Linked DNA regions of Mus musculus: regions 1, 2, 3, 4 and 6 are each linked to region 5. A link is a loop called in an ENCODE intact Hi-C map of the cell type or tissue named here. Cell type or tissue: heart. All regions are shown on one strand. Region 1 holds the start of Xrcc5 (X-ray repair complementing defective repair in Chinese hamster cells 5). Region 2 overlaps Gm29185 (a long non-coding RNA gene). Region 3 has its middle 5.4 kb from the start of Rpl37a. Region 4 overlaps 6030407O03Rik (RIKEN cDNA 6030407O03 gene). Region 5 holds the start of Gm29183 (a long non-coding RNA gene). Region 6 overlaps 6030407O03Rik (RIKEN cDNA 6030407O03 gene).

The links. Hi-C counts contacts between places; a loop is a spot of excess contacts. Peaks named below come from ENCODE experiments on the same cell type or tissue, not always from the same donor. Only the 100,000 strongest peaks of a DNase experiment are listed, where the experiment ranks them.
Region 1: it touches region 5 in a loop (2.8-fold over the local background); 3 of 42 quality-filtered maps call a loop at or near these places.
Region 2: a loop joins it to region 5, with 8 times the contacts of the local background. A loop is called at or near these places in 16 of 42 quality-filtered maps.
Region 3: it touches region 5 in a loop (9-fold over the local background); 16 of 42 quality-filtered maps call a loop at or near these places.
Region 4: it touches region 5 in a loop (10-fold over the local background); 14 of 42 quality-filtered maps call a loop at or near these places.
Region 6: it touches region 5 in a loop (2.5-fold over the local background); 2 of 42 quality-filtered maps call a loop at or near these places.

The regions. Positions count from the first base shown.
Region 1 is chr1:72,304,896-72,308,895 of GRCm38, forward strand. Xrcc5 (X-ray repair complementing defective repair in Chinese hamster cells 5) reads left to right here and starts at 2,526. Exons shown (of 21, transcript NM_009533.2): 1 at 2,526-2,672. The coding sequence starts at 2,652. In heart, a CTCF peak has its summit at 2,149 (motif pointing right); a DNase peak (open chromatin) is centred at 2,596; H3K4me3 peaks cover 1,529 bases; H3K27ac peaks cover 1,754 bases.
Region 2 is chr1:73,272,613-73,276,612 of GRCm38, forward strand. The region is part of intron 3 of Gm29185 (a long non-coding RNA gene); the gene reads left to right. Among named protein-coding and RNA genes, the nearest start is that of Gm31344, 89 kb to the right of the region's middle. In heart, a CTCF peak has its summit at 2,089 (motif pointing left); no DNase peak of the experiment used is centred here; H3K27ac peaks cover 389 bases.
Region 3 is chr1:72,714,664-72,718,663 of GRCm38, forward strand. No RefSeq gene overlaps it. Among named protein-coding and RNA genes, the nearest start is that of Rpl37a, 5.4 kb to the left of the region's middle. In heart, a CTCF peak has its summit at 2,501 (motif pointing right); no DNase peak of the experiment used is centred here.
Region 4 is chr1:73,616,288-73,620,287 of GRCm38, forward strand. It overlaps 6030407O03Rik (RIKEN cDNA 6030407O03 gene), which reads right to left. Exons shown (of 9, transcript NR_045311.1): 8 at 3,909-4,000; 9 at 2,094-2,379. Among named protein-coding and RNA genes, the nearest start is that of C530043A13Rik, 88 kb to the left of the region's middle. In heart, a CTCF peak has its summit at 2,457 (motif pointing left); no DNase peak of the experiment used is centred here; H3K27ac peaks cover 162 bases.
Region 5 is chr1:73,824,097-73,828,096 of GRCm38, forward strand. All of the region lies in intron 6 of 6030407O03Rik (RIKEN cDNA 6030407O03 gene), which reads right to left. Gm29183 (a long non-coding RNA gene) reads right to left here and starts at 2,985. Exons shown (of 6, transcript XR_001778996.1): 1 at 1,791-2,985. In heart, a CTCF peak has its summit at 2,415 (motif pointing left); DNase peaks (open chromatin) are centred at 475 and 2,405; H3K4me3 peaks cover 297 bases; H3K27ac peaks cover 2,239 bases; H3K27me3 peaks cover 29 bases.
Region 6 is chr1:73,658,692-73,662,691 of GRCm38, forward strand. All of the region lies in intron 7 of 6030407O03Rik (RIKEN cDNA 6030407O03 gene), which reads right to left. Among named protein-coding and RNA genes, the nearest start is that of C530043A13Rik, 130 kb to the left of the region's middle. In heart, a CTCF peak has its summit at 1,757 (motif pointing right); no DNase peak of the experiment used is centred here; H3K27ac peaks cover 282 bases.

The sequences.
Region 1 (4,000 bases), 1.5 Mb before region 5:
AGAGGGAGGAGGGGTATTTATGGGGATAAAGGACTGACTCTGGATAGACAGCCATGGCACATAGGAAAATGACAGCTTATAAAGGTAAAAAGGGAGACCCCATGTTAGAACAAGGTGATTTTTCTCTTTCTTTTTTTTCTGGTCTTACGAGACAGGGTTTCTCTGTGTAGCCCTGGCTGTCCTGGAACTCACTCTGTAGACCAGGCTGGCCTCTAACTCAGAGATCTGCCTGCCTCTGCCTCCAAGTTCTGGGATTAAAGGTGTGCGTCACCATGCCTGGCTTAGAACAAGGTGATTTTTAATTGGTCATGTTGATTAGGTGAGCCAAAGGGGGCTTTTGATTGCTGGACTTAAACACTTTGCTAGGTGTGCCTCAGGAGGAGGAAGTGGGCAAATAAGGACTAGACTCTGAGGGCTAGCTTTAGGAATACAATCTAATGACTTTTAGTAAGGTAGAGGAGATGAGAGAGAAGGGCAAGGCCTGCCAGAGCCGTGTTTGCCATACTTTGGTTCTCTAGAGTTCCTTCGGATAGTAGCCAGGAACTCTGCTGCATTAATCATGTTTGTTCTTTCCCCCTGGATTAAAGGAAGCTTTTTTTTAGAGCAAGCAATGCTTAAACTCCATGCATTTTCAGGACCATGGTCTTCTAACTGCTTAGAAGTGGGTGGTTCTTGAGACTTCCATAAAGATTGTGTAGATGCAAACAAGGACAGCTACTAGAACCTCTTTTTATTTTTCCTAGGAAACAGACTTGTATTGGAAGTGTGTGTGTGTGTGTGTGTGTGTGTGTGTGTCTGTAGAAACGAGGGAGTAAAAGAAACAGAAGGGATGGAGGGAGGGAGAGAGAAGGAGGAGGGGAGAGAGGGGGAAAAAGAGAAGAGGGAGAGAGGAAGAGAAAAGAGAGACTCTATCCGAGATGGAACTATGACACAGCTTGCAAACATTCTCTGTGGTAAAGCCCTAGTAACTCTAAAGATGAACCATAGTAAAACTATAACTAGAAATAACGTTTCAGTTTCAAAAAATTCTCTAGTCTGAATAAAAGCATGGAAGAGTCCTCTGGGTGCGAAGTGTCTGTCTAGACACCACTGTGTTTATTTTAAAATTTTTATTTGTTTATTTTCTGTGTATGAGTGTTTTGCCCGTATGTAGGTTTGTGTATCACATGGGTGCCTGGTGTCCTCAGAACCCAGAAGAGGGTATGGGATCCTCTGGAACAGGAGTTACTGATGGCCGTGAGCTGTAATATGTGAACTGAACCCCAGTCCTGTTCAAGAGCAGCGAATGTATTTAACTGTTGAGCCATCTCTCGAACCCTATCAGCTTCGATTTTTAAACCTTCATTCCCTGAAGGCTTCTTCAAAAATTCTCCAAATCATATCAATTTTAGTGCCTGTTTTCTTGGGACCATTTTCAACAAAAGAGAATCTGATTGAACGTTTCCCACATTGAACAGAGGTTTGCAGACATTTTCCAGGTCTCTGGACCTTTTGTCCAACCACCTGCAGCTTGTGAGTCATTTTTGTATAGAAAACAGGCAGTTTCTGTGCAAGGGTTATCAGAAGGGAAGAACTGCAGGGCAATTTCCTTGCAAATGAGTGGTGAACACTCACGGGAATTGACAGCCTCCATCTCTAGAAAAGGGCATCTTTCCCAGCCACAGACACGCCAGGGTAGTAGGAAATTCTTCCCAGAGGCTAAGGTGTTTTAACCACTTTGTCTGTAGAGTTGAATGCCTTTCCTACTTTTTCTTCCTTTTTAAAGATTTATTTATTTATTTAATATATGTGAGTACACTGTAGCTGTCTTCAGACACACCAGAAGAGGGCATCAGATCCCATTACAGATGGTTGTGAGCCATCTTTTTCTTTTAACTCGGTGAACTCTCACTCTTCTCTTTGGACGTTGATCTAAGGTCATCGTGTTCATGGTTTTTTTTTTTTTAGTATCATATTTAGAAGGCCTTTAGAGGAGTTAAGTGACTTCGTGGATTCATCTTACACAGGGGACTTTTAACTCCAGAGTGCCAATACAAATTGCTAGCGAAAGGGATTATTATCAATTGAGTAATAGCAATTATTATTTTTTTTTTAGTTTTAAAAATCATGTATGCACGCGGCTGCATGTGGGTATGTGCATTGAGTGGAGGCCAGAAGAGGGCGTCAGATCCGCGGAAGGCTGATGTAGGTGCTGGGCTTTGAAATACCCTTGCGAAAACAGTACACATTCCTAACCTGGGACCCTTTCCCTTTAACCCCCTATTTACTTTTTTACTATTAAACTTGTTATTTTAAATTTATTTATTTACTTATTGTGATGTGTGGGACACGTGGAGATCAGAGGGCAACTTGTGGAATTGGTTCTTTTTCTCCACAATATGGGTGCCTGGAGCTTGAATGGGCTCGTCAGGCTTGATGACAAATGTCTTAGACGGCAGAGCCATTTCTCCAGCCCAGTACTGACTGGCTTTTAGCGGCTCAGAGAACAAAGCCTTGCCTAAGGAGGCAGGGAGAGAATTCTGCGCATGCTCAGAGCCCATGGCTTCCCCGCCTTGCACGCGGGACGTCTGGATCTGTGGGTTGCCCGGAACTGAGTTGCGACACTCTAGGTTTCCGCCCGGAAAAAGTAATCAAATCACCTGAGGACCAGCATGGCGTGGTCCGGTAATAAGGTACCGAGAGCAGGGCCTTTTGCCTTTCCTAAGCCGGGGATCTCTAGAGGGTGGAAGCTGTGGGAATCGCAGCTGAGTCAGCACTGAAGGATGGATGCTCAAAACGAAAGACTTGGGGTTCGGAGTTCTGCATTTGAGTCTTGTGCACCTTCACGCTTCCGAAATCCTCCCTCCTGCTTCTCCAGCCTCTCACCCTTCCCTCCTCCCTCGTTGCTTCAGTTTACTTTCTATCCACGCCACCTGCTAACACAGACGTCCTTTATTGCTTCCGAACCTGGGTTCTAAAAATCTTTGTAAGTTATCGAGGATAGATCCCCTACATGCCAGGCTCGTAAAACTTCAGAGGGGTTTTGTGATTCTGTGAATGAAATAACTCAAGGTGTAATATTACGTAATATTATGACCTTCATAATAATTTAAAAATCTCGAATTTATTGAAAGCTTACTGTGTGAGGCACAACTAAGCCCTTTATTCCTATTTAATTAAATCTTCACACCAAACCGTGAGACGACCATTATTACCCTTAGCTTGTCAGTAGGAGAACCAAGCAAGACATGAAGAACTGAAGTGATTAGAACGTGGTCACCCTTTCCATGAGTGGTAACATGTGAATGGGAATTCATTCGGAGCTCTGAAAGAAAAGCAAAACAGAATGCTCAATTTCTAAGAATCTATGATCTTAGAATCCTAGATTAATAATGGAAATTACTGTAAACTTTAGAGAGGTTGTTTTTGATCACTAGAGAGAGATGCAATGGCAAGGATCCATTCATTCGTTTAATACAAACAAGATAGGGGTTCAATAACGGAGCTCTGTTTTCCTCCACCCCCATTTGGGAATTTGATGAAATTATGAACCCATAATGATGTTGCTCGCTTCCTTTGTTCCTCTGCCTTCAGTTGCTGAGAACTTTGTAGCTCCCGTGAAGGACTTACTGTGGCAGATGTACTTGATAAAATTCTAGCAGGTTGTATTGCTTCAGTGTGGTAATGAAGAGCTGCAGTACCCTCCCAGTTTGTCTTCCCTGGTTTTCTTACTGCTTCCAAAGACTTTAAATTATCATAAACCATTCTTCCAGACCAGAATTTACACTGTCAAACTCTTTGATGCCTTACTCTGAATCTCTAATTCTTGACAAAAGACTCCCAGTCTTTTAGTGTTTGCTACTTTAAAAGTAGATTTGTGGCCGCCTATTAAAGGAACACAGCCAGCATATTTTGTGATGCCTACATTTAAAAAAAAAAAAGATTTTTATGCTGAAGGAATCACTGTGGGATGTAATTTGAATTCCTCTCAAAGGTATTCTGTAGTTTATTAATGTTCATC
Region 2 (4,000 bases), 550 kb before region 5:
GACGTGGCACCCGCTGTGTCTCAGCAGTTCCCCATAAGCTGCCAGCCCCTGGCACAGACATTAGCTGTTAACTGTGTTTCCCCTGGAATACCCTGGATGAGCTGCTGACAGGGACCACAACTACTGTTTGCATTTCCTAATTTAAAAAAACAAAAACAAAAACAAAGTGTGTGTGTGTTTGGCAATAGAGGAAAGTCAAGTCAGGCAGGCAAGTTCAGAGTCCAGCCATAGGGGAGAGGGTCCTGGGTCCCCTCCATTGAAGTGTTTGGGGGAGAGCAGGGTTCCCAGAAGATGAGGTGACTTTCAGAGAAGGACAGCATCCCTGTAACCCCAGGCACATCTCTGAAAACAGAGCTGAGAGAGAGTCACAAGTTGGAGCATACTAGTAAGCTAATAAAAGTGTTAAGAAGTAAGACAACATAAAAAAAAAAAACTGATAACTGGAACTCAGGAGAAACAAGAATTCTGAAAAGGATCCTGAAGACTGTTGGCTGAAGCCAAGTTAACAGTCCACGATATTATTACGAGACTCAGCAAACCTAACACTAAAAGAGCATTCATTACCCCAGGGACAATGCCAGAAGGAGATCAGCTCCTGAGAGAACTGTGTGGGTGGAACCAGAGAGCAAGAGTTGAGAGTGGGACAAAGGACTGGAGTTACAGCTTGAAGAAACTGGGGTCTGCATTTAGAAAGATAAGAAGACAGAAGAGGTTCTCATTTAAAAAAAACAGGACATGTCTGCCAGAGACACAGGGCTCCTTCATTCAATGTAAACTCAGAAAAATAACACACTGTATTCACACATATAAAACATATGCATTTCTTTTTAAAAAAAAAATGAAAACAAAACAAAGCAAATCAACCAACCAAACTCCAAACAACCTGGAGGCCATTGGTCTAAGACCTCAGAGTGATGATAACTTATAAAACCTCGGGATGGAGAGTGTGTCTCTTAATTATTTCAATTGACTATATGAAATTACTCATACATTCATTGTCTCCAAAGAGATAATCAGAAAAATGCTAACAAAAGGACACCTTTGCACTGTTTTTGATGCTGCAAGAGACTCTGCTGCTATTAAATAATGTTTTTCTGAGCCCCAGCTTAAGTCTATCTCTCGGTCTCTATCACCTATGCACCATCTTTAGAGAAAAGAGTATCTTCTCCATGATTACGGTATCATGAGTCCTTTTTTTCCCCTTTATGATATTAAATGTAACTGTTAAAAAATGAAATGAAAGAAAACCCAAGTCTTCATTCCTAGATGTGATTTCCATTCTCCAGAGCCACATTCTTGACTGATTTTTTTTTCCCTGATTCACATTTGGCTGAGCTAACATGATTGGCTCTTTTGAATTTGGAAAGATACTTCTTCACTGACCCCAATAATCTGTTTGTTGATTTTACTCAAACTAATCTATTGACTGAATTTCTTGCCCTTGTTTTCAAGTGGAAAGCTAATTATACAGCCTATGTCTGTGTTATAAGAGGTTTGTAAGTGTACGTTCATTAGCTTGAGACCAGTTTTCTAGAAAGCTTGTGAGGTTACAGCACTTCAAGGGCAGAGAAAAGGAATAGCTTGGGTGATGCCCAGTGTAAATGTCAGATTTGAGAGACTCTTGTGGCCAAAAGAGTCTCCCTGACTATGAGGCTTCCCAAAGGCAGATGTGAAAGGCTCCCATCTGTCTAACCCCCTGTTGATCTCTACTACCCTGTTGTCCACAGCACCTTTTTAAACTTGCAGCTTAAATACTACCCTACTTTTTCTTAGAACTATGGGGATGGACCTTACTCCATTTCATTATTTTTCAAGTAGTATGTGAAAGTTATGCATACTACATTATGCATACTAATTTATGCACAACCTACATTAGCATAACCTACACATGCCAACTGAGTGTGTGTTTCATGGTCAGCTTTGAACATCATCCATGATTACAGAGTGTCTCTGACTCAGACTTGAAGACCTACTACTTATGTGGCTGTCTACTGCTATCAAATTCAGGGCAATGCCAACACCAAGCCTTGCTTTGTGCTTCAGGTGCTCTGGAGAGTGAGACCCATATGGTGGTCTAGTGCCCTCTTGTGGATTTCAAACTGAGCGTTCTGAGCTTTGGCGTTACTAGTAGGATCACAGATTTCAAAATGCTGCTACAAAGCACAAAAATAATGCTTGCCTTCTTCCATTAAGAACAGGACAATGCTCTTATAGAGCTTACCCAGTGGTGGTAAATTCATTGTACTCTGAGCCACTAAGGGACCTTTGGAGTGTGCAGATCAGTTGAGTGTAGGAGTTTAATAGGACCTTTGGACTCTCCATACACAGTATAAGCCAAATCAATGTTCAAAACCTCTCCCCCAACTTGACAATAACCCCCATTTTGTCTATTCACTGTTGTCTGAACTTACGCATTCACCGGCTCCCAGTCTGACTCTGTTCCAAGTAATTTCACATATTTAATCTGAAAGCAAGAAAATTAGAGTAATAGGACAAGTGATCTCAAAAGCTGAAAATAATTCTCATGGGAGCAAATCCTAAATGGCTCCAGTGAACCACAGATGGATGCTGGAGATGTTGGTCTACCATAAAGAATAGTGTATTGGTGATCAGCATTGTATGACAGTGGGGCTTCTGGTCCCTTGTTAGTCAAGAAAAAATGGACTGGTTGGGGTGTGTAAATAGTCCAGTACATTGGAATATGTTATTTTTGATAAAATTACTAAACTTTTAGGGGGTTCACAAGTTTATCTGAGAACATCTTTCTGGTGCTGATCAAATAGCTCTAGTGTTAAGTCATCTCGGGTATTCAATTCAGAACCTTTCTGGTGCATTTTACATTCATAACTATCATAGCCACCTCCAGGAAATCATAATGTGTGTGTGTGTGTGTGTGTGTGTGTGTGTGTGTGTGCGTGTGTGTCTATGTGTACACATATGTGTGAAGTTGCATGGCTCATGCAAACCCATTTTGATAACTTTTCAGCTTCTGCCTTTCTAGATTGTAATAGGACCATTGGCATAATCCATCTTCCCTTGTATTATTGTCTGTTAACTGCTTTTCATTACAGCAAACCTCTTATACCTCCATGCCTAGCTGCATCTAGAGTCAGCTCACAGAATGGAGAGCTGTGTGCATTTGCTTAATTCTGATCCTGTGACATACAGTGACCATATAATCACCTTTACTAAAACCCACTACTCACAGCACTGAGAAATGAATTAAAAAAAAAATTGAGACGAGCATTCATTAAAAGTAAGAGTGATGGCTTCTTACTCCCTAGTTATAGGGACAGTGACATTGGTTTCAACTTTAGCTGGTAACAAGGCAGTGGAGATGACACATATGACTTTCCAGTTTGATACTACTCTTTTCAAGAAGTGGAATGATGTCAAAGTTACGGAATGACTTGGGTTTTCCTCACACTTTTTCAGTGCTATGATCTCTTTCCTTTGGGAACTCTAACATAAACCTTGGAAGGAAACAGCTATCCCAGCACAACTCATGCGGACCCAAACTAATCTAAGTCTTGAGACCTCTTAGCCTTGATTGCTGTTTGGACTTACTGTTTTCCATAGGATGCTCTGCCTCCTCATAAAAAGCTACACCACGCTTCGTCCCTTCAGACTGAGGTGGGCTGGAGAAGACAGTCTCCTTTGGTAAAAGTTGATTCATCCTTACAAGGCTAACGCTTGGACTTAAGGAAATGCTGGTTTGGATTTTTGCTCACTTTCCTCTCAGTGACTTGCCTACCTGCGTCTTGGCAGAAGAATCAATAGCCCATGACCTGGAGCTCCGATGACAGCCCTTAGCTATAACAGAAGAATTCTAACTGCATTGGCTCTCCCTGGGAAAGTCACACAGGATGGTCACCAACCTGTGAAATCAGCCACCCACCTGGTCAGGGAACCATTTCACAGCCACAGGAACTCCAGCCCTGTCAGCTGTGCCATATGGGAAGCAGAGAGTGTTTTTCTCCATACGGCTCTGTCACACATT
Region 3 (4,000 bases), 1.1 Mb before region 5:
CTGCCTTTTGAGTTGCATTAGGTTGGCTTCCACGTGCTCCTTCCTGGGCTGAGCTTGACCTCTGTTACAAGGTTCTCCGAGTCTCTGGTGCTGGGCAAAGGCAGGGATTTAGAAGAGCCTACTTTCAGATCGTGATTGCTTCTTGATTTAGGTTGGGGGGTGCCAGGGAAATTTTTATGTGGCTGTAAATATGTGAGTAGGAAAGAGGCATAAAAATCAAACATTTACTGATAACTGTAATTTTATCATTTATAAAAAACAAGCAAATCGTAATTATTTTCACATAAAGAATTAAATCTTGGACCAGATGAGACAGTTCTAAGTGGAAGCCTGAGAGCTCTCCTACTTGGAAGTTAGAGGATTGACCACTCCTAGAAGTTATGCTGATTTCTGTGTGCATATAAACATGAGTATGTATAAAATTTTGCTTAGATATTTGATGCCACAGGATGCAGAGCAACTTTCAGAGTTTTAACTTTATGATTGGCAATGTTGAGATAGAATGCCTCAAGTGTCTCAAATTCTGTGCTTAGCAATCATTGTTAGAATAAGAAATAGAGCCAGGCAGTGGTGGCGCACACCATTAATCCCAGCCCTTGGGAGGTGGAGGCAGGCAGATTTCTGAGTTCAAGGCCAACCAGAGTGAGTTCCAGGACAGCCAATGCTATACAGAGAAACCCTGTCTCAGGGGAAAAACATACACACACCAAAATAGTTTCTAATAACAGACTAGCACATTTACATAGCTCATAGGAAACAGTTCATGGAGGATTCAATTAGGAAGGAAGGCAGCCAAAAGATACCAGTGAGTTTTAAATGAGAATAGGGCCAGGTAGATTGCTTACTGTGTGAACCTGGATAGACTGGAGTTTGATCTCTGGAACCCACATGGTAGATTAAAAGAACAGACCCCACTAAGATGTCATATGCCTGCCTTTGTACACCATGGCACATAAAGAATTTCCCAATAAATAAGGTTTTTTGTTTTTCTTTTGAGACAGGGTTTCTCTGTTATTAGCCCTGGCTGTCTTGGAACTCACAAAGCTGTAGACCAGGCTGGCCTTGAATGTAGAAATCTGCCTGCTTCTGCCTCCCAAGTGCTGGGATTAAAGGTGTGTGCCACCACTGCCCAGCCCCAGTAAATAAGTCTTAAAATAGGCAGGACATAGTGGCACTCATCTTTAATCTCAGCTCTTGGGAGGCAGATACAGGTGGATCTCTTGTTCAAGGCCAACCTTGTCATGTAGAGTTCAGGACTACCCAGGGATACCTAGATCCTTTCTCAATAGCAATAACTTTCGAAGGGCAGCAGGATGCATTGAAATGACAGCATGTAGGTTTGGAAAGGGTAAATGTTAAAATGTTCTAAGGCTCTTGTATTCAGGAAGGGGTCTAATTACAAGTCAAACATCATAATCTCTAGTAATCATCGCTAGAACAGTGGAAGTAGAATTAGAAGCTCTCAGTCACAAGATGGGGAAGGGGGCTGACATGCAGCTCAGTGGTGCTTGGCATGAGCAAGGCCTTGGGTTCAAACCCAGCATGGCCCCAGCGGGAAGAGGAGCTACTGGGCCAAGTAGGATACAGTAAAGGTGGGGACTTGCATACCTGTGTGAATATTAGTGTTTAACAGTAAATGTTTAAAAGCTAAAGTTAAGTGAGCAGAGTTATGTAAAGTATAAATTGAATAAAGGATTAGATGTAGATGATGGACCACAAGGACACATTGAACACAGAAGGAGAAAAGAAGTTAGTCTGGTCCCACTTTCAAACAACACACCATTAACAAGAGAGCTCAGCAGGAGAAAGCACCTGCATTAGTTTCCATGTTTCCAGGATGCAGAAACACTGAGGAAACCAGCATCAATGTCTCTCTCTAAGTGCTCCTGGGAACAAATTAAAGACACCAAGAACCCAGAGCAGTGCTCCATCCAGGGGGACTGGCTGGTGCCAAAGAACAAGGCCAGCCAGCAAAGCCGGGAGATGGGGTTTCTTTGCTCAGGCTGATCTGCTTGCCTCTGTCTCCTAAGTGCTGGTATCAAAAGTCTGTGCCACCATGCCCAGCTTGGAAGCTGAATTCTAAACGTGACTATGCCAAGCAAAAGAAAAATGTGAGAATGTTTCAACACTTGGAAACATTTTTCCATGCTAGGCTGGAGCTACCTCCCTCTTTGTGACTTTCCACTTTATTTGGTTTTGTATGTTGGTATTAGATGTTGAGGTATGCCTAAAAATTTAAAAGGGAAAGACAATAATTACTGCTTGTGTATCAATGTGTCTGTAATTTATTTTGTAAGCTGGCTTTAGAGATTACCCTCTTAGCATATGATATGGTTGCCAATACCGTTATATAGTGCACTTTGACCTTGGAACCTAGACATTTTACACAAATTCTTTGAGAGTCTATCTCTAATCACAAAAATACTTATCGACAGATGTTACTCCCTTGAGCAAAGCATAAAAATGTCATGTGTTGACTGCAAGCGTATGGAACACCAGGGGGCGCTACTGAGTAAGCAGGAAAGGACGGAGCAGTCTAGAATTCTGAGAGGTCAGAGAACCCTCACAAATGCATATTAGCATATGTAGTTACAGGTTAGTAAGTGCTAAGTTCTTTATTAATTCCACCATGTCAGAATGTAACCTAGCTGACTAGGTAAAGAATTAAACCTAAAAGAGTTAGTCTTAGGCCATCTGAGACAGATGCCCCACGAGTACACAATTAGGATAGTCTTGAGTGTATTTCCTAGAGCTGCTAGTTAGGGGGGAAGAACTTTAAGAATTAAAAATTGTAAAAAACTTTTTGCAGTGAAAATGCACCATACAATACATAAACACTGTGGACTAAGAAGGTGTTTCTCTGATCAGGGTGTCCACGTCTCTGTCCATGTTGTTAGACTCATCAGGAGAAAACGTCAGTACAGGAGGGATGTTTTAACTAACTTTGTCATACTCTGGGTTTTGTAGCTATAGTATTGACAGAGGCAGAGTGGGAGCGATAAGCAAATTCTGGTCCAAAAAGGGTGCCAAGAGGTTACAGTGATGTCAGGAGACCCCTGTTTCTGGATGGAGTTAGTGGTAGGCTCTGGAAGTGTAGCTTGAGGGATGCCCGTGGAGTCGGACTGTTTGTGCTCTGAGTTTACACCCACGTGCACACGTGAAACTGTCCACTCAATAAGACCAGTGCTTACTGATTTATTGGAATTACATGTATCTTTTTTTGATGTTCTAAGTTTTGGAGGCTTGTTCTGTGCTCATTTAACTGGGTATGTTTGTATACTTGTTACGATCATGGTGGTGGTGGTTACACAGGGTCTCGTCCTGTAGCCCAGACTGACCTGGGACTTTTGATCTTCCTGCCTCTCAGCCCTCTTGAATGCTGAGTTACAGGCAAACTCTGCCACACCTTGCTCTTTAAGTAATTTATACCTCACCTTCTCCACCAAGCAACTATGCTTTCAACTCAACAGTCCTGTTCTGCTTGTATACTGCCATGTTTTATTCCCTGTGTCCCAATTAGCTTTGGGGGGCAGGGCCTAGAAATACCTAACTCATTCCCTTAGCATGATCCAGGCTGTGTTCCAAGGGTCTGAGGTAGACACATCTATTTAAGACCCAGCACTTCCCAGCCTGGGGTAGCTAGAGGCACACATGCCTTGAGTCCTGCATGTCTAGCCAGTCCTGGACCCACATGCTCCATGCTTCGTTGTACTGTAGCTAGTAAGACCTTTGTGTCATCAGGTTTCTTTTTCTTTTTTCTTTTTTTTTTTTTTTTTTTTTTTTGTTTTGTTTTGTTTTTTCGAGACAGGGTTTCTCTGTGTAGCTCTGGCTGTCCTGGAACTCACTCTGTAGACCAGGCTGGCCTCGAACTCAGAAATCCGCATGCCTCTGCCTCCCGAGTGCTGGGATTAAAGGCTTACACCACCACACTCGGCCTGTCATCAGGTTTCTTTTCCCCAGCACTTCTTCCTCTTTTAATTGCTCCAAACTCAAGAACCTA
Region 4 (4,000 bases), 210 kb before region 5:
TCTTTAATCTTCTTCTTTTTGCCTGAGATTATAAGGGAGTTTTTCTTTCTGGATTATAGATTGGACTTGCTAATGATCTTGTATACAGGAAGGTGATTGGCTTTTATCAAGTTAATGTAGATCCCATGGATTTACTGAATCCCTTACCTAATTCCGATTCACTTCATGACCAACTCGCTTGAGTTTTCAGCTATACTCTCATTTCATCTGCATATGGAGACACCATCTCTTGGCAAGTTGCTAAATTTCTACGTATCTGGGTGTATCATGAGTAGGCACTTTACAATGCAAGCAAACATTGTTGTATATCATATATGTTTACAAAGGGCACTGGCTTGTAGTTTCTTATGATAACGCCAAGAGTCACTGTTACTGCTATCAATCTTCTAGGGCTCCGGTATTACATTTATAAAGAGTTCTCATGGTCTCTATGTCTATACTCTGGTACACCAAGGAGGCAGCTTATGCAGTCATCTCTCTGAATGATCTCAGTCCGGTGTTTCTAGGTGGGTTCATAGGTTGGGAATTTTCTCTGTCTTCCTTCCACTTTGCAGAGCAGCCAGCCTAAACTCTAACTCAAATGGTGTCCATTTTCGAAAAGTCCATTCTCATGGGCTGTAATGAATTCCATAATGTTTGCTTGCATTTGTAAAGCGCCCGCTCGTGGTTCATGTTCCTTCCTGCAAGGTTATGCTCCTCTGGTCTTTTACTTTAAGAAGTTTTGCATAGTTTGCTTTGCTCTCTGTATTGCTCAATTACACTTCATTCTTCCTATCCAGGGCTCGAGAGTTTTGATTCTTTCTTAGTTCTGTTCTTTTTTGCTGTTTCTTAGCACAGAATTTTCTCCTCTTACCTTTGTTAGTTCTTTTCCTGTGTTCTCTTCTTCTGGTTCCCTTTATAATCCTAGATCTTTGAATTGTGAGCTAAGGTTGTTGAGCTATTTCTTATTGGGTTTGGTTTCTCCTCAGATCACTGCTGTAATTATACACCAGAAATTCTGGTGGGAACCTTTTCATTCTGTCATTGCCGTAAGAAATCCTGCAATTTCTGCTCATGCTTCCTTGCAATGGTTGTTAGACAAAGAAATGCTGCATTTGGTAATTTTCAGGTTGGAGCATTAGAAACAATTTTTTCTCACTAACAATATTTCCCAGTACTTACCAAATTCTTATGCCCCAGAAAAATTCAGTTGGCATCTTAACCTCAAGGTGATAACACTCAGGGAGGAAGCCTTTAGAGGATTATTAGGTTGCTAAGGCTCTACCCATATAGAAGAGGCTGCCAGAAAGATAGCTAGTGCTTGGCGCCATGTAAAGATACAGCCAAGGAGGGGAACCCTCACAATGCATTCGATTCAGTAGCACCTCCGTCTGGACTTAGCCATCTCCATGGCTGTGAGAATGTCATTTCACATGCTTTTAACCTACTCAGACGACAGTGTTTTGCTTTGTTTAAACCTGAACACTCTAAGACATGTGGTCAGTTTTTAGTGGTCAGTTTTTTGTTAGGGCTCTAGTTAGATTCAACAAATTGTTCCCAATAGAAGACTACCCTAGAGTCTTGAGCCCTGCAGAGGGACCATAAGTACAGCCTTCTCCAGGGTCTGTATGTGGGAAGCTCCTTATATCCTCGTTTCCTTTTGTTTTGGGATGCACTATGAAGAAGCTTCATTTTCTTTCCCCTGCAGCACATTTGGTCCTTTTTTTTCCCCCCATGGAGATCTGGGTTTCTGTTGTCGTTTCTCTTTTAGTATTTCCTAGTCCAGTCTTGGGCATCACCATGCCAGGCTTTTTTTTTTTTAAAGTGTACTGTGAATCCTTAAAGATGGGGCTTCAGATCCTCATTTCCTGATAGAAATTCACTGTAGCCTGTAGTTTTAGGTACGTGTTATTTCTCATTGTGTGTTTTCTGCTTTAGACACTTCTGGGACTGATGTCTAGCACGTGGTCTCCATATGACTTTTGTTCCCACCTTTGCTTTATCTCCATTCTGTTAACCTCTCTCATGCTCCTCATATCCAATAATATTTGGGGTCTTTTGGGTACTAAGATAGCATTTATTTTTATTTATCTTATTTATTTTTTCCTTCTATTGCTTTCCAGAGTTTATTCAATTCTTATTGCACATTTTTCTTGAGTATATAAGGATGTTGTGGGATATTTTTGTTCTGAGCTTTGCAACTAATGATTTAAAGTTTTTGTTTCATATTTTCAAATGCTGCTTTTAGACACTGATTCAGCCAGGATACATGTTAAAGTTTTCTCCTGCTTTCTGTGTGTGACCCAGGTTGGAGTATTTTCACTTCCTGGATGGCTTTGATGCTCCAATTTTGTCTTCTTAGTGACTCTGTAAGGATGCTGACGGCCATTTTCTGTGTACCTGTAAGAATTTAACACAAATGAATGTCAGCACAGCTGTCCAGCTAGGTGCCTGAAACATTTCCTGGTTCAAGAGTGCCCTCTTCTGGGGTGAAAACGTTGCTTTTCTTTTATTGAGGGCACCTAGGGCAGGGTGGAGGGGGTGGTGGCAGCCAGTCTTCCAATTTTGAGATTCGCTTTTGTTTGATAGGACACTTCTTTATTGTTCTTCACTAAGAAGCCCCCAACTGCACCTCTGTCACATGACCTCCTCTCTCACATAATTGGTGCCTTTCTCATATGACAGTCCAGCTCCACACACAGCCAGGTTCTCTTGTTCCATACCCTAAACCCAGAGCTCTTGGGTGACCAGGTCCCAACATATTACTTTTCATTCTGGTGTGAAACTTCATTTTCCAAGATTCAGTTTATCTGAAGTTTTGCCACAGTACGGTGATGTCTCCATACCTCTCTTTAGCTTTCTATCCAGAGTTCTACCTACACATTCTGAAGCCATGAGACCTGAAGTACATGTTTCTATTTGCATGTTATCTGAAGTTACTGTTAATTGTATTGTAATATGAGTGTATGTATTTTGAGGGGAGAGGAAAGGGGGCAAATGAATATCTGGAAGTCTATTTTTGATTCAAAGGATTCTTGAAACTGTTTTGAACACAAGAAAGAGTAACATTTAGAATTAGTAACTAATAAAGCCTACAGCTGTGTCCTTTGGTGTCCAGCCAGTTTTATCCTTAATATTTCAAGTCTCCCTGAGTCCATCATTTAACTCCTCCAGACACCCATTTTCTCCCTTAGTAAAAGAACACTTGTATCTTTCAGGTAAGGCAGCAGAACCCAGTCTTCTGTTTTCAACAATCTTTGCCTCTGCTTTCCACCTCGTGCATACAAAGGAAATTAGCTTGCATTCATAACTCGATAAGAAAATATTGAAAGAAAACATGCCCTGTCTTAACATGGTCTCAGGAAAATGTAAATATCGACTCTCATGCCAAGCCTTTTAAAGAAGACTGGGGTCTCTGTTGGTTCTGTTTGCAGCCTTTAACCAGTGAGAGTTCAGTTAAGAGTTGCCACTCCTCTGCACTGGATTTCTTTTATAAGGTCAGCATGTTCCCTTTCAGACTCCCAATACTCACCAAGTCCAAGGAGATATCCATGGCTTTGACCTCCTCCCCTCTTTTCCATGCCCCTCCCAGCTCAGGGTCCAACCTTAAAAACAACTCCCACTCTACTGAAATATCTCCTTCCTAGAGGAGACCATAATTTAAAATAAAACAGTAAAGAGTCGGGAGAACTTCAGAGCTAAATGTGAAAGCACTCAGGGTCACTATAACCATCCTTGCTTAATAATGTATATTTACATTAAATCCTTCGTTCTCATGTGGCTAAAGGAGTGGCTGAAAACACAATACCACAGACGATTAATTCCACAAGGTCTTTCACCAGTTTTGGCAATGCATTTGCTTTGCATTGAAAGGGCACTTGCCCAGTGTTAAACAGATCCATGTTTCTAGTGGTCAAAGGAACTCACACCTTCTTGAGGCATCAAGGTTGGGAGACCAAGCTGCTCTTTCAGCCACCTGTTCAGGACTCCCAGCACTTCAGCATCCACCAAGTTGAGCGCA
Region 5 (4,000 bases):
CACACACCATACAGTCACACACACAATAATAATAATAATAATTATTATTAATAATTTTTTAAGGAGAAGCAAAACAGAAACAAGGAAAGTACAGAGAGAGCAAGAAGTCCTGGCCTCAGGAGGTACCTTCTTGTCAGTGTAACTTGGTGACACTTTTCATGACTGGCATGTAACCATTTTTAAACAAAAAAGTAAACTAAAAGAGAAAAAAGGAATAATTTACGAAGAAAAAAGAACATCTAAGAGTACTGTCTCACCCCTGCCTCCAGCAGAGCTTCCCTTCCACCATCAGACTGTGTAAAATGGTTTCTCAGAAACCACAAAGCATGAAGCCCCATGCAAATGCCACTAAGCCCTCCCCAGGGTTCCCTGCCAGGGACTCCCCCTGTCTCCAGCTGGCCCTAGGGACAGCAGGATACAGCATAGCTGTCTGGGCAGCTGGGCTTCACAGTGCAAAGCTTTGCTCTCCAGCTGCTCGCTTAGCCTTGACCCAGGCCATGCTGTGGTTTCAGTGGGAAAGCCCCTGTCCCTGACACTGGACCTTAAGTGCAAGATAAATCCTATAAGCTCTCTCATCTCAACCTGCTTTGGGACTGAAATCCTGGGTGTGGATACCCTTAGCTGTTCCTGGCAAAGGGTGGGGCTGGGTTCCTGCACACAGATTTGCACGGAGCTCCCTGGAGTTCCAGAAAGCTGAGACCTCTCTAGCTGGGAAGGCTCCCGCCAAGGCTGGTCTGTTCCCAGGGCCTTGTCCCGGTGAACAGGACACTGTAACCAGAAAGAGACCTGGGCTCTTATCCCAGGCTAGTCACCAAACAGCTGTGGGGTCTTGAATAAGTCTCTGACCTCTGCCAGGTGTCGGCTCCCTCAGCTTCCTGAGACACCAGCAGTCCTGTGGGGCATCTGGCAGACAAGTGAGGATATGGGCCTGCAGGCACAGCCAGCTTCCTGCCTGGAGGACGCTGGGATGGACAGATGAGTAGCAGAGGGACATGCTGCCCCTGCTTTCTGGGAAAATCTCGAAAGCAAAATTTCCACCTCGGCTTCTCACACATTCCTAATCTTAAGAAGGCAGGACCTCCCTTTCCATAGAGAGAGAGAGAGATTCATGCCGGAACAGTGAGGTGGGTGTACACAACCCATGTTCTACTGAACTGTGTAGTCTTAGACTCAGCTTTTCCAGCCCTTGGTTTTTCCACCTGTAAGATGGGAATGTTTATCGTTTCACCTGGTTGGAGGTGCCTCCTGTCTAGAGTCTACACAGTCCTCAAAATAAAATAAAATAAAATAAAATAAAATAAAATAAAATAAAATAAAATAAAAGGTAGCTACAGATGTTCTAGGCCATCCTGGTCTTCAAGCTCTCTTTACCTTGCTTACTCTCTCCCTGAGTATTCCTCTCCTTTGGCCTCTGCTTAGAAAAGGAGTGAGTGACATTCCTGAATCTCTGTGGAAGACAGACTCAGGGTTCAGTGTTGCCTTCAAACTTAGGGCCTATGTATGAATGGGTGCTGGAAAGACCTAGCTAAAAGAACAGGGCCCCCTGGGAGACGAACTGTGCCCCCAGCATCTGGCAGATAACAGGGAGGTTTTGGAGCCCTATGGAGCACACAGGGGGAGCACACACGGGTGATGCTCCCCCATCATCTGAACCGATCATCACATGAGAGGTGTGGTTTGACCTCGCTGCCCTGAGCTTAGATGGGGGTAAAGTTGTACCTCATAGAGAGACGAACAATGGCAACGCAGACAGTAGCCTATATTCCTAGTTAGAATCCTAGAGTGAGTACCTCTCATCCTTCAAAGCTTTGTTCTTCAATCAGCTAACCTGTAATTGGAAGGAAACAGTCCAAACATAAACATAGGGAAGGTTACCATTCCAAGCCTTTTCAGACCATAAGGCCCCAACGCCTTCACTTTACTGATGGAAAACGTGCTTTCTGGAGAGAAGAGACGTGCCATGGTTGTGCAGGTAGGAATCTAGTAAAACAGAGTCCTCCCCATCAACCCTAGGGGAAAGTCAATCACGGATGGGGGAGGAGGGTGGGGATGTCTCATGTTCCTTAATCGGCTAGAGCAGTCCGTCCACTCTCAAAGCTGGCTCAAGAAGCAGATAAGAATGGATCTTAAAAACCATTTACACTAGCTCACCCTCCTGTAGACCTTATCCCTTCGGCTGCTGGGCCCATGGAACAGAGGTGAGAGTTGAGAAGCTCTCTGAGTACGCCGGAGGGCAGGGAGCATTCTGTCAGCACAGGGGCCCAGAGTGCCAGTCTAATCCATGCCATTCAGACAGGCAAGGCTGTGCCTAAGCAGCTTTGGTTTTAAAAGATTAAGAGCCAAGCACTGGAGAGGAAAGAAACGGTACGGAGGCAGCAGTTCCACCGACAGTACCACACTGCCCTCTGGTGGTCGGATGAGAGAAGGCATAGAGGCTGGATGGGTCACACTAAGACCCTTGTGTGAACCACAGGGTTTCTTCCATTTCTCCTACCTCCACGTGGCCAAACCTTTTCTAAGGTGAAACAGAAATATGGGGAGTTACGGAGGGCTACTTCCACCCTCAGAAACTAATTCTGTCTTCAAGCAACACAGACCTGGCACCAAACACCACCCCCACCCCATGGAGTCGGGACTCCATGTCTGTCGCTCTGCATCGTGCCAGCCTTTGCGTCTCTAGTTTCCCATTCCAAAGCCAGTGCTTAGAACCCAGAGCACTCAGGGTCCTGCATGACTCACTTCGCCTTCTCTGCACTAGAATAAGATGGCACATCATAACTTGGGGACATTTTTCAGTCCTCAAGGACAGCCCCAGGCTGACGGAAACACATCCTGCCTGAGTACGCTCCTCATCTCAGGGATGAGCCCAAGGCCCTTGAGCTTCCAGAAGCATTGAGCATCGGCTCCACAGCAACCTAGGAAAGAGACAGCAAAGGCCAGTATCTGTTCCCTGAACCTTGAGTGTGTTCACCCCGCCCCCTGGCAACAGACCCTCTCCCCCCCCCCCCCGCCACGCCCCAATGGCCTGCCCTTTCCATGCTGTGTAGTTCAGAGCAGCGCCTCCTGCAGATGGCTGACCAGCTTCCATGCATGGGCTCAGGTCGGTCCATAGTTTCATGACCCCCTGTGCAGACTCAGGAGCTGCTGCAGCTGGCAGGAGCATGTGACAAGAGCGATTCACACACCATCACCCTGACCAGCTTTCTCTCTCTTCTTCTCTCAGCCATCACAAAAGTCTCAACACACCGCAGCATTGTTCCCAGGGTGAAGAGGGGCTGGACTCCAAAGGGAGCTGGGAAGACAGAGCCTGGAAAGGGATGGTTTGCCAGGCAGCGTAGGCACCCCAGGCCGGCCAAGCCCACTTCCTGCCTGACTCCGGCTCCAGAGCTCAAGTTTACTATGTCTCCATCCCAGAAAACCCACTTGGGCTTGGACTACTGGCCTCTCTCATTTTCTACTTTCTGCCTGGGCCTGCATCGCTCTGAAAACTGTGCACTCGCTACTTCCTTTTTCTTCTCCAGTGCATTCCTCTTTAAAGACTATAAGATAAAGCAAAGTCCTGCAAACGTTGCCTTTAGGGACACACGTCCTCGCTCTTCTGTTCCCTACAGCTAACCAAACAGAACTCAGACAAGCAGCTGTGCTGGGTAGGAGGCAAGGCCCTGCCTGGTGGGGGTGATGGTGGTTGAAAGAGAAGCTGAGGGTGTCTTGTTGAGGATGACAGAGGCACAATGACAACGTTGGTACAGTGAAGAATTGGGGACACTCCTCCCGTTCTCTCGAGTCCATGATTATGAAGATTTTCAACTGTGGATTGTTGAGAATAAATCTCTAGTTAAATCAACACTGGGGAGCAGGGAGGCCTTGGGAGGCCAGGGGTGGGGGGCGTTCATTCACTGGAGAAGCCACACACGCTCCTTGTCTAGAGCAGGCGGGGGCTGGCAAGTCCATCTGCACCTGTGCAAAACAGCTCAGCTCCTTAGAAAGCTCTTTGGATATC
Region 6 (4,000 bases), 170 kb before region 5:
ACTCTTATTCAAATACATTTCAATATCTGCTCACATGCACAGAGGGAGAGGTGGGGGAGATGAAGATAAAGATGTAAAGATCAAATATGACATCGATCTACAGGAGAACACAGACAAAACATCAAAATGCATGAGCACAAAGGCAGATAGGTAACGTATGAGAATATAACAACTTAGCCAAGCTGTCAACATACATTCCTTAAAATATTTCCCTTCACACTCCTACAAATAAACAAAACACTGGAAACTTTATTTAAGAGTTGGTGGACTAGGGTCCAAAGATGATCAAACAATTTGCTAAAACGCAAAAAGCTTATTTGTACAACTTAGGACTAATAACTCAAGCCTGCTAAACTTCCTCTATAGTACAAACATTTCTTCAAGTTAAGATATATATTTTGCATAATAAAAAAAAAGATAGCTGTAGAAGTAACATCCTGTGGATTTCCACAGGCACATGCAGTTGTGGAGACCTCCCATGGTCAAGATGCTAAAAGGTCAGGTTTCTGCTTCCATAAATTCCCAGGATCAAATTTCTGTGGTACAGATAAGCATCCCCCAACGTTCTAGTTCCCTCATGGCACTATCAGGACGTGGCTAAATCTGTAAGAGATAGGTCCAAGTGCTCATTCCTTTGGTAATGAGAGCTTAACCCTCTTCCTCCCTCTTTGATTCTTAGCTGCTAAGAGGCAAGCAGTTTGCTCCACCACAGCCCAAGCCACAGTGTTCTGCTTTATGCTACATACAAGTTAGTAAGTTCCAGCAACCATGGATCGAAACTATGGACCTAAGTAACTCTTCCTGTCTGGTAAACTGGTTAGTTCAAGCATTCATTAGAGTAATATAAATCTGATTAAGACAGTAGAAATAAGTAATGAGCTTGCTACTTGATCTGAAATAACAAAAAAAAAAAAAAAAAAAAAAAAACCAAACCAGATGTATGAAGAAATACTTTTTGAGACCATTGGACACCAGGCCAAAAAAGGGGGGGAGGGGTAGTGATTCCTGAATAATAGAAGGGAGTTCAGTGGGCCTTGTGGTTGCTCCTGCTTACTGGCTTAGGGCTTGTACGTTATGGCACAGGATAGAGGAACTCAAGCAGAGGCAGCAGAGTTTTGGAGCTGGAAGTCTAGTGAGATTAGAGTGGCTGGAGTTCATAGGGTGGAGTATTAGAGTAAGAAACCAGAACAGAAAAATTAAATAACAGAATTTAGTCATGTACCCTGCAGAGTGACCACTAGTGTCTGTGTGAGGAAAGTGGCCAACGCTACTGAAAGAATTACCTGGCATGAGTGAAAGGAGCAGTGTCGAAGATTCTGAGTACTGATGATGGCACCTGCTCATAACAGCCATACCTGAAACTTCAGAGTTCAAAGTGGAGGCTGTATATCAGTCAAAGGTACATTACACATATACATATACATATACATATACATATACATATACATATACATATACATATACATATACCTGCACCTGCACCTGCACCTGCACCTGTACACCCACATGCACATACATGTACACGCATATATATATATACATATATATAATGTACATATGTATCATGTTTATGTACTACATGTAACATAGACATATGAGATTTATTAAAATGGCTTACAGGGTATCATCCAGCTAATTCAACAATGGCTGCCTACAAATGGAAGGTCCAAGAACATAGCAGTTGTTCAATCCCTGAGGCTGGATATCTCAGCAGGTCTTCAGTATATAGCAGAACTAGGCTGTGATGCCTGCAGAGGGCTATATTTGCTAGCAGAGGAAAGAGCGAGCAGGTACCAGTGACTATCTTGGGATCCTACAGTTGACTAGTAGTCATGACTCACGGCCACTGCCCAACCTTACAAGAGGGCATCATACCACTTAGCACTGACCTTTAAAAACATATCAAAATCAGGTTTGAAATACGGTTTCTACATATCATCTCTGCAATATTGTAAATTGAAAAACAGTTGGACGCTACCTGCATTGAGCAGAATACTAAGACCCAAAATTCTATACCTACTGAAAATATCTGTCAAAAGTAAAGGTGTTTTAAAGGTCAATTTTTTTTTCAAGCATACACAAACCAGAAGGTTTGATCACAAGCAAACCTATACTATACAAAACATTAAAAGGAAGTCCTTCAAGCAAAAGAGAAGGCATGTCAGATGGAGTGTTACAGGGACATACTCAGTGTATACAAACCACTGGCAAAGGTAGAAGAGAACAAAGAAAGAGAAAAATAAATTCAGGACTGTATTTAATACAACTTATTACAAATATACACAAGCCAGTGATATGTCTTAGACTCAAGCTAGAAAGTGGACCTCTGCATCCCAAGATAGAAGGAAGGGCTTTACAATCTGAGCTCCAGAAGGATGGACTACAGCCAAATGAAAGGTACTTGGCCTTTAAAAAATTAATACATCAAACATCTTTTAGGAAACAGCCCAGCAATTCAGATATCAGTGACATTCACACACACACACACAAAGTGCAGTGTACTATTCTAATGATGTTTTATCCTATTGCATTTGGAAGCTGTACCCCTTGGTAGGGGAAATGACAGTTATGGTTAAGATGGCTTTAGTCACATAAAGCTAGATCCTTACATGAAACTCAGAATCTACACAAAAGATTAAAAGCAGTGAAAATAGAACGACGTGGGTAAATATATAAGATGTTTTCCTGCTGTTTACTTCTACATAGAAGATGATTGCCTGCAGCTACAGAGATGGCTCAGTGATTAACAGAACTGGTTACTCTTGCAGAAGAACAGAGTTAGATTGCCAGAACCTACATGGTGGTTCAGAACTCTCTGTAACTTCCAGAGGATCTAACATCCTCTTCGAGCCTCCTTGAACACTGCACACAGGCACTGAATGCACGTGTACATATACATAGATGTGGACAAAAACTACACACGTAAAGTAAAAGTTAAATCTTTAAAATTAAAAAAGACATTTGATTTTTTTTTGACAAAAACCCTTTTAAGTAGCATGAGCTTTATAGCTTTGAGAAAAGGGCATGGAGCTTATGGAAACATGAAGGAAGGTAAAGTGTGTTGTGATAATACAAAATCCATTCATGTAAAAAGAACAACTACAGTCATAAAGGCATTGGAGTGAGTTAGGATTTCCGCAAATGTATATGACTGATATTATGAGTGGATGCTTGCTCTCGGTTGGCTGTTCTAGTTTGCAGAGTGTTTAGAGTCATCCCTGGATTGTAGCTCCAACTTAAACCAGTAACACTACTCAAGTTGTGGAAACCAAACGTCCCCTAGGAGGTGACAGCATTCACTATAAGTGACCATGACTTATACTCAAAGGCTGACTATGATAAGTTAAAGATGTGTTCCATATACCATGCAGAGAGCACTGAAATAAAGGGACAGAGAGTTCTAACAAACAGAGCAAAGTAAGTCATGGATATTGTTTTATTAACCCCCCTTTTTAAAAAGCAGTCAAAAAGGAAAAAGAAGAAGATACAAACACAGGAAAAATAGTAATATAACAGTATGGTCATAATCACCACATTCCATATACTTTCAGATGGACTAATAAAGTGATACCCAACTATATTATAAACAAGAAAAAGTAAATGTAAAGACATGAAGAGATTTAAAATTAAAATAGGAAGAACTGTGTCATGGTAACATTGCTCATAAGAAAACTGGAATGCTTGTCTTAATAACCAATAGGCCAGGAAATGATAAGAACTGGTACATGAGGTTATATTACAGTTAAAAGAAGAAGAAAATCAGCAGAATAAGAACAGACAACTTACAGAAAAGGAGAAACCATTGCTGCTACATATCTAACAGATATTAATAACTAGAGTAGTTATGGACTTGGCTGGGTTATAAGAAAAAAGAGATAGAATGTGAAGTTGTAAGGGAGTGAATTGAGGAAGAATTAAGGAGAGGAATTGTAGGTAAATATGATCAAAACACATTACATATATGTATGAAAATCCCAAGGAATTAGTAAACTATTATTTA